Regions from separate parts of the Homo sapiens genome. Here region 1 is linked to region 2. A link is an interaction called in ENCODE POLR2A ChIA-PET data of the cell type or tissue named here. Cell type or tissue: MCF 10A. All regions are shown on one strand. Each heading gives the region's core, and the rest is flanking DNA. Links, peaks and the distances in the headings are about the cores only.

Evidence for each region. Peaks named below come from ENCODE experiments on the same cell type or tissue, not always from the same donor. Only the 100,000 strongest peaks of a DNase experiment are listed, where the experiment ranks them.
Region 1: POLR2A ChIA-PET joins it to region 2 with 14 read pairs; 12 of 35 experiments call an interaction of 5 or more read pairs at or near these places.

The regions. Positions count from the first base shown.
Region 1 is chr12:95,151,649-95,154,564 of GRCh38, forward strand. It overlaps FGD6 (FYVE, RhoGEF and PH domain containing 6), which reads right to left. Exons shown (of 21, transcript NM_018351.4): 4 at 1,278-1,345; 5 at 1,163-1,193. Among named protein-coding and RNA genes, the nearest start is that of FGD6, 64 kb to the right of the region's middle. In MCF 10A, for the core only: no CTCF peak of the experiment used is centred there; no DNase peak of the experiment used is centred there.
Region 2 is chr12:95,203,107-95,206,022 of GRCh38, forward strand. The region is part of intron 2 of FGD6 (FYVE, RhoGEF and PH domain containing 6); the gene reads right to left. Among named protein-coding and RNA genes, the nearest start is that of FGD6, 13 kb to the right of the region's middle. In MCF 10A, for the core only: no CTCF peak of the experiment used is centred there; DNase peaks (open chromatin) are centred at 1,165, 1,495 and 2,695.

The sequences.
Region 1 (2,916 bases), core at 237-2,736, 52 kb before region 2:
CTTTTCATGTTTGTATGTATCCATTCAAAGAAAACCTGAAAATAATGATACTGTTTGCCAAGACTTAAATGGATGTATATTTGGTGAACCTTTCATTTCTCCACAATTAAGCCTAATTTATGATGTTAATAATTACACCACATAAGTAAACTGTCACTTCAACTCCTTTTTTCATTTTCATCTACCTTTTCCTTTTGTTTTACCCCTTTCTTAAGTCTTAATATCTTGCCTAAATATAATTGAAATAAAGTAACCCTAAAAGCACTTTAACTGTCAATGCATAATGAAACTTGTGAAAACCTGCAAGGACAAAGGAGTGCATGAGAAAAATGAATATGCACCCTGACACATATCATAATTCTTTCCTAACAAGTCTGTTCAAGTTGACAATTATAGGCTGGCTGCAGTGGCTCATGTCAGTAATCCCAGCACTTTAGGAGGCCAAGGCGGGTTGATCACTTGAGCCCATGAGTTTGAGATCAGCCCGGGTAACATGTTGAAACCCCATCTCTACAAAAAATACAAAATTTAGCTGGGCATGGTGGTGAGTGCCTGTAGTCCCAGCTGCTCAGGAGCCTGAGGTAGGAGAATTGCCTGAACCCAGGAGGTTGAAAGGCTGCAGTGAGCTAAGATCGCACCACTGCACCCTAGCCTGGGCAACAGAATAAGATGCTCTCTCAAATCAAAAAAACAAAAAAAAGTTGACCATTTAAAAAACAGAAAATAGAACTAAAACTTAGTTGTAAAAATGTCTATTTCTAATCTCTCCTAAATGGAGGTAGTAAAAGGAAAAATAGTAAGAAAATTGCCTATTTCAAATCTGTTTCTGGGAGCTTATTTAGGTAGGAGAAAAACACTTTTGGACAATGATAATGATGCTCTTCATGTATTGCTAATGCAAAACTCTAACAGCAAGTATCTTCAGCAAATGCCTAAGAAAATATATTATCACCTTCAAAACTGTTATGAAGACATAAAGTTTGAAGACTTTGGACATATAGCTACTAAGACTCTTTCAGAAATCATGTTATCTACATATATGAAATACATACATTTTAGAAAATGTCTATCATTAAGTTAGTAATGCTGAAAACTTCTAGGGGTAGGGAAAGTACAAAAGGGAATAGTCTTAGACTTCAAGAAAATATTAGCAGATACTTACAATATGCAAAAGTTTTAACACATCCACAAACCTGTAAAAAACAACAATGAAAAAAATGTTTTAAATGTGCCAATGGGGGGAAAACAGTCTTCTGAATTGTAAACTAGATACCTACACTTTCTCTGAGCTCATGATCTCCTTGGCAATATGATGAACTTTACTTTTCATTCCATTATCTTCATCCTGTGGATAAGAGCACATTTAACATGAACTCATAAAAGAATAATGAAGATCAGCTATGAGCTAGTCAGACACGAATTTTAACTCTGATACTTGTAAGTTTCCTCCTAGCACACAGTTCATACCATATAACATTTCAAATGGCAAACGTGGAGAATTGGATGAGGGATAAACCATGTCACAGGAATAGCTGAGAGCAATCAGTAATCTTCACTGTCATTAGCTGGATTGATGAACTGCCCTGAGTAGCTCCAGAACCTTGCTGGGATGCAACCATCAGTGGTTCAAAATGGAAGTCACAAACTAAAAAGGCTACAGGGGAAGTGGCCCCTTACAGATAGATACCAGAAGAAGACTCCTTTGGGTGTGTACAAATAATTTAAGAATTTGGCTGGGTGCAGTGGCTCACGCCTGTAATCCCAACACTTTGGGAGGCCGAGGCGGGTGGATCACCTGAGGTTGGGAGTTCAAGACCAGCCTGACCAACATGGAGAAACCCCGCCTCCACTAAAAATACAAAATTAGCTGGGCATGGTGGCTCATGCCTGTAATCCCAGCTGCTCGGGAGTCTGAGGCAGGAGAATTGCTTGAACTCAGAAGGCAGAGGTTGCAGTGAGCCGAGATCGCGCCATTGCACTATAGCCTGGGCAACAAGGGTGAAACTCTGTCTCAAAAACAAAAACAAACAAACAAACAAAAATAATTAGTTAATATCCAATAGGAATGTAGATGAGAACTTCACCATAAGTAAAGGTATTTTAACTCACAACTTAAATATAGTCTGAACAGGGCTCTTCTTCAATCTATAACAAATATAAGTCAAAATTACAGTCACAGGCTCTCCGAATTTCCTTAAAATCCCTTTTAGATATATGCTTAGAGAGTCAAGGCAGTTTTATGCTAAGGAGCTGAAATGAAATTCGTGTGTGTGTGTGTGTGTGTGTGTGTGTGTGTGTGAGTGAGAGAGAGAAGAGACAGAGAGAGAGAGAGACAGAGTCTCGCTCTGCTGCCCAGGCTGGAGTGCAGTGGTGTGATCTCAGCTCACTGCAACCTCTGCCTCCGGGGTTCGAGAGATTCTCCTGCCTCAGCCTCCCGAGTAGCTGGGACTACAGGTGCGTGCCATCACGCCTGGCTAATTTTTTTGTACTTTTAGTAGAGACGGGGTTTCACCATGTTAGCCAGGATGGTCTCGATCTCCTGACCTTGTGATCTGTCCACCTTGGCCTTCCAAAGTGTTGGGATTACAGGTGTGAGCCACTGTGCCCGGCCATGAAATTCTTTTATTATGGACTACTTTGTATAAAAACTAAATGCCCTAGCAGGAACAAAAAAAATGTGCATCTTTAACAAAATAATAATAAAGATGACTCAAAAAGAGGTCTCAGTATTTAGGTGAATTTGTTGTTGTTGTTTTCAATAAAATATCGAGAGTTGGATTTAGTTCCAGGGAAATCAGAGAAAAGGAGAGAAGCTTCTCTCCATTTATGTTCCAGTTCAAGATCAGAACACTACAGTTCCACAGTAAAGACCAAAAAGAGTAAATAAGGAACAAGCAAGTATAAATTTTAGATGTT
Region 2 (2,916 bases), core at 322-2,821:
TCCCATAATAGGACTTGCAGTGTCATTCAGCAGCTCTTCAAGACCAGTCTCAAATTTAAAATGGGGAGAAACAAAAACTTAGTACTTTCTTTCATCAGAGATGAGGGTATACTGATTCATTTAAAAGAAATAATTTTGAAGTTCAATTTATGTTGAATTCTGGTGCTTGAAGACCAAAAGATAAATCCAAACCTGTCAAATGACAGGCACTTCTGGGCAAAGTTTCAAGGGACAACAATCCACATTTCTGATTCCACTTCCTCTCTTCTCAGTCCCAGTTTGCAATCTGGCTCCTTCTCCAACAGTACCACTAAAACTGCTCTCACCAACATTAAAAAACAACCTCCTAAACACCAGATCTAATCACGCCCATTTAAAAAAGACTTGGTTCAAGTGTTGCCATGTAGGTGATGTTTTCTTTAATACCCTATTCAGGGTACAACTAAGAAAAAGACAACTAATTAGTAAAACCATGTATTATAAATTTCTGTCACCTCAATGGGCAGAAGTTCCTTGGGAGTAGGCATCACTTTTCACCTTTGAAAGTACAATGCTTGACATATGGTCAGTATCTGTGAAATAAATAAATCGAGGGTTTGCTAAGTTGCCTAGGAAAACCCAATTATCATACTTTTTCTTTGAAATATTTATAATAAGAACAAATTGAAACAACACAGGAAAAACTTGGAATGTTTCCAGGGACAGTTTTCTTTATAGAATCAAGAAATCTGCCTCAATTTCAAAAAGGAAATTCCAACATTTGGACACTATTATTTTGCTGATTTGTCTATAGCCCTTGAATAAGGGTTACAGACAAAGGCTCAAAGGCTCAAATTTTAGGAACTTCTCTCTGAACATCAAACTTCTTAAATAAAAATAGTAGTAAATGGGTACCCATCACCTGAATATCAATAAGATAGAAAGATCCTTTGCCTGCTGGCTATTTTATGTTTATTATATCTGAAACATTTCAAGGAAGAGGTCTCATAACTATACTCCCAAAATGTCAGAATAATCCAGAGTGGCTCACAGTTGCACTACCAACAAAACTGCCTCTGAGAACCCGGAGCGGTGACTAAATGATGACCTATCTGGAACACCTAAAGCTATGGTTTCTCCAGCCATGGGAACTTCCCTTCCAGTCTCCTTCATCTTCAGGTTTGGCTGTTCGTCCTTTCTCCTCTGGGGTTTCTCAGTGCCACTCCTTACACCCTCATCCAGTCTCCTCCTCTGGTTTCTTCTACTCACTCTGCCAGGCATCAGAAACTCAATTAGCCGAATGATGCAGTTAGCAAAGGAGAACGGGGAGGGAAAGAGAGAAGGGATTGGAATAAGAAGAAAAGGAGGTAGAGAAACTCACTGCCTACTAATTCCCAGCCACTACCCTACCCTTCCCCCTTATCACTCCTGACGACTTTCAGTCTTCCACACAGCTCACCCAGCCCCCAGTTTCCTCATTCTTCCTTAGTCATCTCATCCTTCCCACAAACCCTGGGGCCCCAGGCCTTGTAGATTTGCTCCTCTGAGATCCCAGGTGCTTAACCCCACCCTGGCTACCGCCTCAGCCCCAGCTTGCATCACAGGGACACACGTGCATGCACGCGCACACACACACACACATACACAGTCAGAGATAATTCACCTCCCTTGGGCTGGGGTAGGGAGAGGAGTGGAGGGGAAGACAGGGCAGTAATGGTTAATATAACCTGCGGACTAAACTGAGGACTTCACCACCATTTCAAAGCTGTTTCTTTGGGAAATACACTCTGAGTTCCAAATTACCATGAACTTTTAGAACACAATCCTTTTAGGAATTGGGGACTGCCTACAACTACTTTCTGATAAATTGTAAACATGTTGTTATAAATTTGTAAATGTAGGCTAGGCATGGTGGCTGACGCCTATAATTCCAGCACTTTGGGAGGCTAAGGCAGGAGGATGTCTTGAGACCAGGAGTTCGAGACTAGCCTGGGCAACAAGGTGAAACCCCATCTCTACAAAAAATACAAAAATTAGATGGGTGTGGTGGCACATGCCTGTGGTACCAGCTACCTGGGAGGCTGAGATGGGAGGATCACTTAACCCCAGGAGGTCAAGGCTACAGTGAGCAGTGATGGTGCCACTGTACTCCAGCCTGGGCAACACAGCATGACTCTGTCTCAAAAAAAAAAAAAGTAAATGGTAAGCAATGGATTTATGAAACATCTATATTCTAAAGAATAAGACCATATGGGCTACACCCAAGCTTGTCAAAAGTCTGTTTACTAACCAGAATTTGGTTGGTCACATGTGTAGACTCTGTAAAATACATGATTCAGTGAATTAGAGCCCTGACCCAGACTTTCTTCCCTGAAGGTTGAGAAACTAAGACACCCTTGTGATGACCCCAGCAGAAAAATCTTAAACAGAGTTCATTTTCACTTTTTCTTATCATTTTAGAACCCCAGTCAGTGTACTGGATTTTGAATTAAGTATTCTAAGGCACAGGTCTGTATTTTCAACAGCGAGATTACCAAACAGGACCCTTTGAGCTCACCTGAAATGTATGCCTCACTGTTCATTTATTTGATCTCAGGGTGTCAAGGTGTCCTCCTCAGGAAGACTTGAATTTCTTTTCTCCTCTATTCAATGTTGTTTACAAGAGGAACAACCTCCCAGGCAATACTGTGATTCTGACCCTATGACTCAGGGCTTTTGATTCCTCTGGCACATTTTAGTAGTCTCAAGCCTGTTGCAGGCTCCCTGCTGCAGGCCTAAACAAAAGTCTCCTTGGAAAGCGAAATTCAAAAGCAAAGCTCACCCAGCTTTTACCAGGCTGCCCTACTTGACAGCCTATAACCTGTCCAAAGCCGCCCTGGTTTCCTGTGGCCTCCAGAAAGAACTCTCCTTATGCCACTGGCTGGCTGCGTCCATTAA